Regions from separate parts of the Homo sapiens genome. Here region 1 is linked to region 2. Evidence: chromatin contacts called from ENCODE Hi-C or POLR2A ChIA-PET data. All regions are on one chromosome and are shown on one strand. The core of a region is the stretch at or near the end of the contact, and the rest is flanking DNA. Distances in the headings are between cores, read along the strand shown.

Region 1 (6,966 bases), core at 1,336-3,835, 1.6 Mb before region 2:
AACAGTCTCCACCTTTGCGGGTGGTGGCAGGATTGCGAAGGTACATGCAGGCCCAGCACAGTGCCAGATGCCTTAAGGAAGCACCTGAGAGCCCCTGGCTATTTTTATTATTACCAGCATAAAACAAAACAGGATGGTGGATGTGGAGAAGAGAAGAGTTACACACACATGACACCTTGGGAGCCAGACAGGAGAAGATGAAACGAAAAGCACAGTTAGAGGCAGTCTCAATACCCTGCTTCTTGGGGCTGGGTTTCTAAAAAATCATCCCCCTGCACAAATCCATCAACAGTGTTTCAGACACTTGAGTTTTCGAGATTTTATTTCAAACTTGTGTTTCTGAGCCCAGGCTATGTTCAAAACCACCCGTCCTCCATCTGCTGTCTTAGATAGCAAGGTGCTCAAGCTCCCAAGAGGCTGGTGAGTTAATGCATATCAATGGGTCAGCACAGTGTATGGCACACAGTACATGCTCCATGAATAGCCATTTGTTGTTACTGCTGCTGTTATTCTTGTTTGCTATTTAACGCCAAGGGCTCAAACAGTTACCAAACTCTGTATTTGTTTGGGTATCTGCATCAGTACCAAGCGCCTTTTTAATAGTGGCTGTTTGCAGTTGTATTTTCTTCCTTCATTTCTTCCCACCACAAATCGCTGATATTTTGAGCTTCTTATCCACAATCCCCTCACAACCAGGGTCACCATGGCTCTTCAGAAAGGAGGAAGTCTGACCACCCACCAAAGGAAGTACACGGAGAGAATAACCCAAAACAAACTGAAGGAATTATTCCAAAAAACCTTGAAGGCAAGAAAATGGAAACGACAAATAACATCTATTTATAATTGCTGGCTCTTTTTCCGCAAAGGCCCTGCGATGATGGTGAGGGCCCCGCCAATCTCATTGTTCCTCATGGAGCAGGCTGCCAAGAATGCCTCCTGACGTGAGGAAGGAGGCCACTCCAGACAACGCATCTGATAAGTCTCTCTGAAGGTGAACTTTCAGAGAATTAAGGGCACGCAACAAAGCCTCCCCAACTTCTGCACTGGTCCTTTGGGTGAATACCATTTCCCTCGCTGACCTGGCTGGCCAGCAAGGCGCATTCCTGAGGCCGTGTGGTCACGGGTCTGCTCTGCTTCTGGACCAGCACACACACTGGAGGCCACTTGGATGAAACATGTTTGCTTATGTAAGGAATGGTTTTCTAGGCAACCGGTGCCAATGTGAAGTTTAAGGCTTTGGGGGCAGGCTGCTTTCAGCATGAGTGTTGGGTCTTTCGTTGGTCTGCTCTGTGTCTATAAAATCCTCACCCTCTGCAGTCAACTTAAAGGGCCCCTTGGTAGCATTCTGGAATGATACCAGAGTGCAAAGGAAGAGTAGTCCACAATTTCTTTCCATTTCTGTTTTTCTCAGCGGCAGCAGCAGCACTAGCAGGTGTAAAGGTGAATCCCAGCAGGGCCAGGACTTACTAAATTTTCCTACGCTGGCCTGGATCAATCATGCTTGTGTGCCTCAGTTGGCCTCATTTGACAAAAGGGAACAGGAATCATGCCTTTGTGCCCGGTGGGGCTGCCTGCATGGGTGGTCACTGAAGGGCAATCAGAGCACAGCGTCTGGGGCCCCTGGTGTGCTGGCAGTGCCCCTTTACTCGGCAGGGTGAACAGTTCCCTCCGGAATAGGTGTTCACACTAATTCTGGCTCCCAGGGGATCCAATTGTGAGGGCAAATCATAACTTCCCCGTCTGTCCAAAAAACGGGAGCCTGCTGGGAACGGAAGTGTACTGGGCACCAGGGAATCCACCACAGCAACAGAAAAGTCCTTTTTGTTTTTCCAGGGATTTAGGCTCCATATCATTTTTCTATTCCTCTTTGCTGGCATCCAGCCTCCCTAACAAAACTTGGAAGATGCAAAACTCATCTGAAAAACGTGCCATGCAGAAATCCAAGTAGGGGACAGTTTGGGAGTAGGTGGCAGGTGTGATGGGCCTCCCTTTTAGAGTTCATTTACTTGGAGCTTCAGATTACAGAGCTTGGAGCTTCTCCTGGCTCCAGGGGCAAACTTGTCACTACTGTGCAAAAAACACCATGGTGTGGAAATGATGGGCCTGCACTAATGTCCAAGCAGGAAAGGGCTGCTGCCACGCCAGGGCGGAGATTCTGAATCTAGCACTCAGGGGCCAGTCAGCTGGAACCGCTTCCGTTTGTGACTATGCTTTCGACAGCTGCATTCTGAAGCATCATGCTGCACAGGCAGCCCGGGCCATGTGAGGCATGTTAAAGCATTCACCTTCTCTCCCCATCCCAGAAATGCCCTTTCCATTCTGAGAGAACAGGTTGGGGTTTGTTGGGGGTGGAAGAAGCAAGCATTTAGGAATGTTGGGTGCTCCTGGCTAGAGCCTCATAAGACCATGAAGAAAGATGTTTAGAAAGGACATGAGCTTCTACAAGAAAGGGAACCAGATTACAGGAAGTCTCTAAGCAGGATGGGAGCTGTGTGAGTCAGACCTTGAAGGATCTTTATTCATCTCACAGCCAGAAGCAGGCTGTTTGTTTTGCGCACAGAGCTTCTGGCTGGTTGGCCACAATATTGTAGCGACCAGTGGAGGCCCTGGCAGTGTGGGAGGAGGCATCAGTGCCGGGGATGAGCTTCAAGAGCCACGTGTGTATAAAGGCCCAGGCAGTGAAGAGTACAGCAGAAAAGGCCCCCAAGAAGATAACTCAGTACCCCACCATTTAACCCAGCAGCCTGCCCTGAGGCTTGGACTAAATCTTGTATCTGCTTGGACCTCAGTTTCCCAGCAGATGACCCCCCAAAATAATAGTTTCTTACCCTCCTACCACTCTCAAAAGATGACACATAGATAAATCGCTTTGAACTTTTAGATGAAAGGTGCTGTATAAACCTGAGGTCTCATCAACTGTAATTGTTACAGTAATTATTTTAATGATAATAATGATGATAATGGGAGAGGGGGGTCGGGTGGGGACGAAACCTCCTACTTTGAGACAAAGAAAATCTCTTCCATTAAAACCTGCATCACGAATCCTTCTGCTCCAAGCTCTCAACCATCTCTTTCAAACTGCCAGTTCCTGGGCTGAAATATTATTTATTCCTTTCCTTTCCAATAAAACAATTATTTGTTCCACCATTTCCCCCCTCGTTCACTCTCCGGTGTGTCTGGCTTCGTCCTGACAGCTCGGCCACGGACTGTTTACATGTCTCGCTCACCCTCCAAGACTCTGGTTCAGCTCCATTGACACTAAAGGCAGGCGAATTCTCTCGGTGTGAGGAATCAATTACTTCCGCTGACACTCTATTACTGGCCCTCACATCTTTGGACTCCAGATGGAGAGTGAAGGTGGTGGTGAGGATGGCAGGGAATTTGAAGAGGATGGTGAGCGGGGCTGTGGGGGGATTGGGGGAGTAGGAGGTAGGTGACAGGGAGGCAGAGAGAGACGATGGACTGAGAGGCCTCTGGCTTGTATTTAAAGACACAGAAAGAGATCTCTCTCCTTGACTGCCCCGCTGGCATCCGGAGGTGACTGCATGGCAGGAAGAGGCAAAGAAAAGGAATAAAAAGAGAAAAGGAAAAGAAAAGGCTTGTCAAGGATATCTAAAGAAATCAGAGAGGCCCCAAATACCTAAGCACTGGGACAGCAGATGACAGCTCCAAGCAGATTGACACAGGTATACAAAGGCAGCTTTGGGCTGCCTGGCTTCAAACCCAGCCCCACGATTACTATCTGTGTGATCTCTCAGGGCCTCAGTATCTACATCTGTTAAATGGGATAATAGTAGTACCAGTACCAGCTGTGGCGGTTAAACATAGAAAACTTAGGGTAGGACCTGATGTCTGGCAAGAGTTCAATAAATGTTTGCTATTGTTGTCTAATTTTGAGAGTTCCTCCACGTGACCCACAAACATACAGTTGAGTCCCCAGTGGGAAAAAGTAGAAAAATATTAGAGACTGCCAAGATGCTTGGCTACAAAGCTCGAAAAGAGGCATAAAAAAAGTCATGCTTTTCTGCTGCCCTCCCAAACCTAAGCCCAACTCACATTTCTTTCTCCTTTTCCTTTTCCTTCTTCTTTTTAGAAAATTTTATTTTGACCCAGCTAACATTTTTCAGGGATTCTCCTTCTAGGAAAAAAATTTTGATTATGTAAATTAAATACAACCATCTACTCTGCAATCAACTGAGATGAGTTGTGAGGCACGATGTCCCATAATGAAGGACGATTACAGAAGCTCTTTTCTGGAAGGAAAGACAAGGGCAGCTGATATCTTTTTTTTTTTTTTCTGGAATTATTTATCCAGGCAGAAGTATAAGAATGGAATTAAATTATCTTTTGAGTTTCTCTTAATCCAAAGGCTTAAATCCCTTGCCAGTAAAAAGGACAAAACAAAAAGAATATAAATTTTTTTCTATAGGACTCATGACTCCAGGAAAATACACAAATCCCTTTTTAGAAAAATCTGATGTTTTCACTTGGTATATTTCCATCTCTTCTTTATCCCCTCCACACCTGGAGCTCCCACTGAATTTCTTAAGACAGACTCTCAGCCGGTGTAATTAGATGGGAGAATTACATGGAGTTACATGGGGTGAGATGCTGGCCCTCTGGGATCTCTGGGTTCGGAGAAGGTGCCAGGGTGGAGAGGCAGAACAAGTGGGATTGTGCATGATAACATCTCAAGTGATTTTCTCAGTCAGAAGATAAAGCATATTGTTAAGAAGGGCATCTACAGCGAAGCTTGCATTGAGACAGTTACAATTGCAACACTCATTTTTAAAAACAAACTGCCCAAAGTAATTCCAGCTGCGTTTTAACCTTGGTAAGAGGAGAACAGTCTGTGAGTTGTTTTTCCCCCTGATCCATGGGTGAGGTGGAGTTGCTGGGTGGACCCTGTGGTCAAGGTTGGTAAGTGTGGGGCCAGCAGCCAGCTGCTCCCATTCGTCCACCACGTACCTGGAGGTGGATCTGTTTCTGTCATTAGGAGGATTGTTGCAATACAGAAAATTATTACTGCTCACTGGCTCCTTAGGGGAATCAGAATATTTCTGTGGTTGGGCAGGCAGTAAATAATAACGTCAGTAATAGTGTCGTGAGTGATCAAGCCAACGGCCTCTCCTCAACAAGCACAAGGCACCCTCTTGAACCACACAGAATTCTCACTATGCTTTGTTGGCTTTTCAGACTTCAACGGAGACCAGCTGAAGCCACACCTCCAACTGGGCAATCTGGCCTCCCGCCCTCTATTCATAGGAAAGAGACTTGGATTCAGAAAGTCTTGTGTAGCAGGAAATTGACAAGAGGAGCTTAATCTGAAGTGTTACCTGGACTTTCCCAGGCCAAACCCCACTTTCAGGCATTCCACTGGCGGCGGGGTGGGGGAGGTCGCTGGACATAGGGTATGAGGCTGCAGAGACCCTACAATGGACAGGGAAGGTGGGGACAGCAGAGAGTCCCCATCATCTTAGTCTTTCCTGCTTCCTGACCACCCTGTCTCCTAAGGAGATGGTGGAAGTTGTCTGGCCAGGAAATACAATTAAATAGTATTGCTCAGGCACCTCTTCACCGGGAAAAGGGTTTGTGTCAGCAAGTCACAAGGACAGCCCCTTTTAGTCTACCCTTACAATGCTCACTGGTTAAGAAATTGGGTTCAGGCATGTTCAATTATTTTGGTTCCTGAAGGCATCAAACCCTCCCTCCTTCTTGTCTTTGGGCATGCTGCTGTCTGCCTATGACACCAGCCAAACACACTCCCTGCTGCCTGGCCAAATTCTTTAGAATTCGTATAGGCGTCACCTCCTCCAGGGAGCCTTCCTTGATCTTCCCAGCTTAGGCTGGACCTGGATGCTGTGGGCCCACGTAACAGGTCCATATCATGTCCCCTGCCAAATGCATGATGCCGGGGAGGCAGACAGCACAAGAGTAAAGCAGAGATTGAAAACTAGGGTATCTGGCTTCAAAACCCTTCTCTGCCACTTATGGGAGTAGAACCTTGGGCCAGTTGCTTAACTTCTTTGAGCCCAAGTTTCTTCATCTGTAAAATGGAAAGAGTAACAGTGACTTTAGGGAAAAGAATATGATTTATTCATCACTGTATTCCCAATAATACCAACGTGCTTAGCACATAGTAGGTGTTTAATAGCTATTTCCTGATGAATGAATGAATGGTCTATTACCATTTTGTTGGTGAGAGACTCATGTCCCAAATCAGTTAGTGACATTCTTGGCCTGTGTCCTACCCCCTAAGATTATGTCATATTCCCAGAGGGACAAATAGGGAACACAGATCTGTCTGCCTTCCAACACAGATTCAGCTCATGCTGACCTATTGCCTGGCATTTCCAATGTAAAAAATATCACGAAATCACCTGCACACACCTGCCTAGCACCCTCCTAGACTAGGCGCCATGGGAGTTTAGATATGAAGTACATGCTTTGTGCCCTTGTAGAATTTACTTGCTGAGAACTCAAGATGACCACATATGAACAAAAAGCAAGGGACTCAGGCAACATCAAGTGCTCTGGGAGTTCAGAGGAAAGGGTGATAAAAGGGAACTGCAGGAAGCAAGGAAACTCAGGGGAGGAAGATGGGAGCTTGCAGCTGGACACTGTGGAGGGAGGGAAAGGAGGGCTGGAGCCCTGGGAACTCAGGGGGCTCATGCAGATGCAAGACTATGCTTGGTTGTTTGCAGGGAATCGAGGGTGTTTACTGAGCACAGGGAAACACTGCTGGCTGAATGGGGAGGGGCCAGATGACTAAGGTCTGGTCTGATCTCTCTGTTTACTATGATCAGGTTATCAACTGGGAAACTGCTACCTTTCTAAGATATCATCTCTTACTTTGGGAGAAACAGACATATCTTCTAAGATATAGAGGGCCCCTCTGGCTGTAAATAAACACAAGAGCACCTTGTTTATCTAGGACACTTAGAGGCAAATATCCAAAACCTTAAA
Region 2 (7,306 bases), core at 383-2,882:
GGTTTGTTGCAGTTCTCTGCTCTGTAGAATCCATTGTAGCCCATCTTCATCTGAGCTCCTCTTTAACAGAGAGAGCCACGTGTGTCAGAATATCATATGGATGAAGTTTGACATCTTTATTCGTCTTCTATTTATGGGATGAACGTACAGTTAAAAGGTGGCTTGAGACCATCAAACCCACATCTAGCTGTGATCTAAGTGGAATTTAACGTAGGTCTCCTGAGGTGAAGGGAGAAATGAAGGAAAGAAATGAAGTGCCTGTTTCAATTTAATACTTTAGGCCAATTTTTTTTTTTAAGAGAAAAAAAATCAAAGGGCTGGGACCTTCCTTGGCCCCCTGAAGTTTTAGGGTTTCAGATGCTCAGAGATACAATCTGCACAATTTCTTGGCATCTGTTTTTTCCAGACAGTATATTACCACTATAAAGTAGCCTGAACAGTGGGGTCCTCCCTACTGGGGGCCCACTTCAAAGGCAATGTTTGATGTCCCCTGATGCTGCCTGTGGGTGAAAGCGCAGATTGTTGTGTTTCATTTATTAATTACTTAAAACAGAAAAATAAAAGCCAATTTTCTTCTAAATTTCTCTCTGTCTACTTTGAGTTAACATCCTCCAATCTGGTTTTTGTCATACACGAGTAATTTTAGTTCCAAATACTGGTATGATGTCATTATTTAACACCTTTTTATCTAAGGATATTGGCGTGTCTTGCAAAAGAGTATGTTGCTGCTTTGTCCTCTATTTAGAAAACAAACATTGAGAAACTAAGAGAGACCACTCCACTATTCCAAAATCACACCATACACATAGTTGGAGATAGGAAGAAAGCCCGGATTTCTTATTCAATTTCATCAGAAAAGGAGACGTCTTCCCAGAACACTGGCAACTCTGGAATCCCCCTGAAACCCAAAGAAGAAAAATGTCCCCCTACTTCCTCATGAACCAAATGTTCCACCAAGCTTTACTTAGAATTAGTTATTTCACTCCAAACCCGGTCTGCTTTTTGCTGAATATTTTCTCAAAACTAAAGCCAGTCAACAGAGTTCTCTCTGGTGTGAAGCAAAACAAAAACAATCCAAAGTTTTTATGTTGTCACCAGACAAAAATTTGCTAAGAACAAGCAGAAATGAGGAGTTAATGGATCCCATATGTGGCCACTAACATAGGTTTATGAGATTTTCCAAGAGATTTCTGAAGATTCCTATAGCACAAAGGAAGATCAAACAGCCACTTTCCTGTCAAACAGGGCAAAAAATGCTCCATCCATAGTTCCCCCTGCATTTATTTTGGTAAACCTGGAAAGAAAAGGTGGCTGCAATATCTGCCTTACAGGGAGCTGACCACAACATGTGGTATACTGGAGCAGGAAAGAAGGTCCTTAAAGACGTCACCTGTGTCCTCACAGCACAAGCAGACCTGCCCTTAGAGCCCACTGCTTGGTATGAGATGTAGCCTCTGGGGGAGGGCTGAGCAACGGAGAGGGAGAGCTGGACAATTTTCTTCATCCGGGAAAATTGCACACACACAAAAATAGCTGCTTTCTTCAAATGTCAATCAGCTCCTTCAAGTTTCAAGCTTCACTGAGGGGTCAGAAGAGGCATTTCCTCTACACATATTTCAGTATCACATCGGGACGTTCAGCCACACACAGCTTCCGGCACGGGGGCTGTGGTTGTGTTGGAGTTAACCACACAGGGCACAGGGTGAGGGAGTTGTCGTTGTTGTTCTTGTTTCTGTTGTTGTGATGGAGGCGGGGCAGCTGGTGGGGTTAAAACGGTTTCCATTATTATTATTTTCTTTCCCCCTTTGTGTGCTATGAACTCTGAACTAGACAAATGAGAACTATCTCCCCTGTTATTAGTAGAATGTCTTCTGTGAGCAAATTCCAACCACTAGAATGTCCGTGTGAACTGCAAAGGCAACCACAACAGTTTTGGAAACTGGGGATGATTGTGGGGCTCCTGGACCGCTGCCCTCCGCCCTGCAGCAGGGAAACAGAACACCCTAGACAGGTGGGGAAGGAGTGGATGGGGGTGAGTCTGCAGGAGAGGAAGCCTGGCCGAAATGTGCTTTTGGATAAAATGTCCCGATTAACCAAGAGCACACAAAATGTGCAGACTGGCAGCACAAGGCCTTAAGCACCCGCAAAGCACGCTGAGTCTTTGGGCTGCTCTGTGACAGGGAGATGTGTTTACCCCAGACAAGTTCACCAGTCCGACAGCCGCCTGAGGCCAGTTGGAGAGGAGGTTGAAATGTTCCACAGTGTGAAGAGTCAGCGCGATCTGTAGAGATAATGGAGCATTCGGTTTGACATCCAAAACTGGTGTATCCAGGAGGAGCGGGATTCTTGCTGGGAGGAGAGACAGTAATTGTTTTTAGCAAGACAGATAAGACATTCCGGTTTCTGTAGATTCCTCCCCAACCAGGAAACAACTGCCTCCAATGTCAGTGCTAAATATTGAAATCAAGGTGTGCAAATGCCTCAGCTTCTCTCCACCGCCTGCTGCATGATTACTTTCAAATAAGAATGTCCTTCCTTCTTAATTTTACACTTAGATAGGTAAAAACATCATCAATTTTAGCAGACTGTTTAGTTTTAATCTGATCAAAACAATCATTCACTAAGAACCTTCTAAGAGATTATAGGAAACATTAATTGTGTAGCTGGACTGGGATACGACTGGAGGGAGGCTTGTAAATAAATCCTAGGACTTGAGTCCAAGAAATATAAAAGGAGAGAGAACACAGAAGCTAGTGCAGATAGATGCCTGATGTCTCCTTTTAGGTGAGAGCATAGAAACATGTAGAGCTTGTTTCCTCTGAGGTTAGATACCGTTTAGTCCTTCCTTGGGTATTCCCATTTACGGCTGTGGTCAAGTGAATCAGCCACAGACGTTACTATTACTTAAAAAGAAAACCATTTTCTCTACATTGGTGCTAGTTCCAAATTGTGTCTGTGTGATCGTCCCTCCCTCAGCCATCTCATTTCCAGGGCTGACAAATATTTAGCCTACATAAATACACATTTGGGGAGATCCTACGCCATTTCTCCCTCCTCGTGACCCAACTCGTATTCTTCAAAACATCAAACAAAACAATTCGCAGAATAAAGTTGCCTTCCGAAAGAGGGATTTCCCCCTCCAGTTTCCCTCCCACTTCCACTAGGTCAGTCTGTCTTTCTTCCCTCCTACTCTCCTATACCCCTTCACCCTCCCCAGCAAACTCTGGAAAAACAGTAGTAACTAACATTTGTGCCTTTGGCAATAAAACCACAGGCCTCACAAACCCCAAATGGCAAAAAGACATTTCCATTCCAATCCCAGTTTTAAATTAAACTGTAATGAAAAATCAGCAGTGGCAGCTGGGACCAGAGACACTGATTGTCTCTAGGAACAAAAAGGAGGGGAACAGAGGGGGAGAGGAAAAAGAAAAGAGACTGCAAGGAAGCCTCGCTCTGGTAATAAAGCAGCTGGTAAACCTTCAAGTAAAAAGAAATTAGAAAAACAAATCTAGTGCAGAGACAAGCAAAGATGGCTGTTTTCCTCTACAATCACAGTGAGGCAGACCACAAATCACCCTCCACTTTATGAATGGACAGGAGGGGGTGGGGTGGGAGGGAAGATGAGTGGGCCTGTGCTGACACCTGGAGGAAGATTAGGGAAATTCTCGGGGGGTTGGTCCCACCCCCACATTCCGTGAATGAGTGGGGATTTTGGCTTTCTCAGTGGTCATAGTCAATACTGAGGCTACAAGGAAAAATAAGAAGACCTCATTGCCTTCTTAAAAAATATTTTTAATTGATAAATAATAATTGTACATATTTTTGGTGTACATGTGATACTTTCATACATGTATACAATGTGTAATGATCAAATCAGGGCATTTAGGATATCTAAACCTTAAATTTTTATCATTTCTTTGTGTTGAGAACATTTTAAAACTTCTTTTCTAGGTATTACAAAATATACACTATTTTATTCTTTATCAGAAAAAAAATGCATTGAAGAAACCATTTGACTTCAACATGAGGGTTAGAACAATTCATGTAGCTAAACTGAACCCAACTGCGCAGGCTTAACTTTGATTTTAAAAAATACATGGCACAGGTATCTTCATCAGACATGAGAAAAGAATACAGCATTTGAGTATTTCATTCTATAGTCTTTAAAGCTTGCAAGATTCTGCAGATCTTTCAGCATATAATTTATAAATATTTTCTGATTGGTGGTGATCAGAAATCTAGAAAAAAACCTGTACTAACCTATAAGGACCAAAGATGCTTCCAAGAGGGGAAGCAGTTAAGGATCAAGATAGTGAGTGGACTTAGAGGTAACAGGTAAGAATTAGAGACTGGAAAACCAATAATCCTAAACCTTATTTTGTTCCCAGACCTCTTTAAGAACCTGATAAAATTAGTAAACCCTCTTCTGAAAAAAAAAAAAAAAAAAAAAAAAGATGTACCTAGGAAGACTGCAATCCACCCTTGATGAAAACTATTCGGATCCCAACCCAAGAAGAAATTCAGAGAAAATATAAAATGTATGATGGCCTATTTAGAGGTCAAATGAGATTTCTTTATAAAAGGAAAATTGTTGTGATTAAAAATACACAAGATCTGTACCGAATAAACAGCCTCTTCAGAGTATGCCCTTGTGATTGTGACTTTGTCTGGAAACTTGGCAGATACTGGGGAGACTCTGAAGAGGGTCATCAGCACCAAATGGCAATGCCAAATGAATTTACTATTTAAGTAATAGCCAGGTACGGTGGCTCGTCTCTGTAATGACAGGACTTTGGGAGGCTGAGATGAGAGGATCACTTGAGGCCAGGAGTTCGAGAACAGCTGGGCAACATAGCGAGACCCAGTCTCTGATTAAATCTATAAGAAATTAAAATTATTTATTTTAACTAACCAGATGTTGTCTGTCAAGCACCTCGCATATAGAGCTGAGTGTGAGGACAGTAAGGCTCTGGATGACCCTTTGGATGGACAGTAAGTTCATTAACTCTGTCCTAGTCACTGTGAGCCTGGCTGACATTTATCGACTTTCCTAATAAGAGCTATTGATTTGTTACTAGTATTTTTTAAAAAAAATTTAGATTTGGCTGTTATATTCTGGTCCTTTTTGCTAAACTCTTTGTTTAGCAAAACAAACAAAACAAAACAAATGGCTTTGGAGGCCGGGCAGTGGCTCATGCCTGTAATGCCAGCACTTTGGGAGGCTGAGATGAGAGGATCATTTGAGGTCAGGAGTTCGAGACCAACCTGACCAACCTGGTGAAATCCCGTCTCTATTAAAAATACAAAAATTAGTGGGGTGTTGTGGTACATGCCTGTAATCCCAGCTACTCGGGAGGCCAAGGCACAAGAATCGCTTGAATCTGGGAGGTGGAGGTTATAGTGAGCTGAGATCGTGCCACTGAACTCCAGCCTGGGCAACAGAACAAGATTCTGTTTCAAAAAACAAACAAATAGCTTTGGAAGACTGGGTGAATGAAAGTGTCTTCAGCCCCACCCTTTTGATGTAGTTAATTAGTTCATTCTCGCATATTCTACTCATCTCCTACTTTCTCTTCTTACCTCCTTTTTACCACTTGAGTTTTGATCTCTATATTATCATTAGAAGATGATGAGGGAAAAACAGAGAGAAGAAATCCTCAACTTCCTTAGAAGGGTTGGTTGCAGAAGAAAGTTGTAAAACTTCACAGAAACAACTATAAGGCTTAAATCAGGAAAACTGAAAAAATAAAAAGAATAATTTATTTCATTGTGATGGCAATGCTGTGGGGTTTTTCCACACCAGATTTAGCCATGTGCTGTGATATATGTCAAAGCTTATTTCTACCTGTTTCACTGAATAGCATTCAAGTATGCTTTTGCATAATATAGCGTCTTCCTAGTAAATGAGTACTGTGCAGGATCAAGCACTTTTATTTATAACTTTTTCTTTATGGCTTTCTGAGCTGTAACTAAAAATACCTGAAGAATGTTTTAAGACCTTTGCTCCTCCCCAGTCTCTGATTTTTGTGGTTGTTTTTTTTTAAATTTAGGGTTTGAGCAACTAAACCAAAACATCACATGAATCAAAGGTTTCTCTTTACCTTTACATTTCCCAAACATTAAATAAATCCTAATTTTCTCAGCTCCCAGTCTGTGAGAAATTGTTTACACACACAGTATAAAGAATGCAATCAGGCCCTTTCGTGGTGGTAGAGATGGGGAAGGCATTTAAACCTACAGAAGATAAATCCTCTATTGCTGAAGCCACATGGTGGTAGATGAAATATGAATTAGGGAGTCAGGCAGAATTGTATTCTAATCTCTGATTTGCTGTATACAGGGCTTGAATTTTTGCTAAGTTCCTTAACTTCTTTGAGCTCGTGTTTCCTTATCAACTGGGGAGAATATTAACTTACCAAAATGTGCTCAGTATTTTATTAATATCTGTTTTCCTCCCTAGAATGTAAGTTTTCCGGGGCAGGGACATGTCTGACTAATTCACTGTTGGGCTCCACAATCTGGCCAGGGTAGGTGTTCCTCACGTATGTGTTGAATAAAGATTGCACATTTTGTGGCATTTAATGGCATATAGCAAATTTTACTTTAAGTTATAATTTAACCTTATTATAGCTAACATTCATAGAGCCATTTTCAATATTTTGGACACTCTGCTAAGGACTTGACATATATTTAGTTTTTCACCGAAATCCAATGAGTTACCACTTCCGTGTTATAGAGGAGGAACTGAAGATTTAAACCCACATGTCTGGCTCCAAAGTCTTTACCCATAACACTCCATTACTGTCATGGCGGCAGGCAGTGTGGGGGGCAGTGGGGAAGAAGGATTCATCAAAGTAAACGGTAAATGTTGGAGATGAAAAAGAATCAGAGCCCCTCACTGGTCTTTTCACAGCGTTAACGGAAGGCAGCCCTATAAACAGTCAGTCCTACTTGTTTCCCACCCAAAGCCCAGAGAAGGCTGAATGAAGACAAAGGCAAAATTGTGACACAGGGAATTTTCCTCTCAAGACCCTCCTCACTCCAGCAACCTCCAGCTCCAGCCTTGCCAAGGGTCTTCCTGTTCACTTTGAGTCAACTCCGAGAACCCTCTGGAACCACTGATCTCTGTTTCTGAGAGAGTATGACCCTACGCTGCTTTTGAAAGATGAATAATTTCCCCAAATGAATATCAACTTAGAAACAAAATCATTCTGAGAAATTAACCTCTGAAGGTTGTAACTTAGCTGCACTTTCTTTCATTTTCTCTTTTTTCCCCAAAAAATTTCCACTAGAGAAGAAGCACTGT

Evidence for each region. A loop is a pair of places that touch in the nucleus more often than their neighbours do. ChIA-PET counts read pairs that join two places held with the same protein, here RNA polymerase II (POLR2A). Pooled maps may share reads with other maps.
Region 1: a pooled map shows a loop between it and region 2 (16-fold over the local background). The contact joins two enhancer-like sites. A Hi-C loop is called at or near these places in 8 of 50 pooled maps. POLR2A ChIA-PET finds 5 or more read pairs at or near these places in 2 of 52 experiments (BJ and activated T-cell).

Annotation. Positions count from the first base shown.
Region 1 is chr2:205,702,515-205,709,480 of GRCh38, reverse strand. The region is part of intron 2 of NRP2 (neuropilin 2); the gene reads right to left. Among named protein-coding and RNA genes, the nearest start is that of NRP2, 23 kb to the right of the region's middle. RefSeq lists enhancers at 127-286, 578-1,354, 2,230-2,529, 2,740-2,879. Within about 2 kb of position 2,585, at least 31 of the 41 ENCODE cell types and tissues checked have a DNase peak (open chromatin) inside an H3K27ac peak, as active enhancers do.
Region 2 is chr2:204,104,782-204,112,087 of GRCh38, reverse strand. No RefSeq gene overlaps it. Among named protein-coding and RNA genes, the nearest start is that of ICOS, 170 kb to the right of the region's middle. Within about 2 kb of position 1,632, at least 13 of the 41 ENCODE cell types and tissues checked have a DNase peak (open chromatin) inside an H3K27ac peak, as active enhancers do.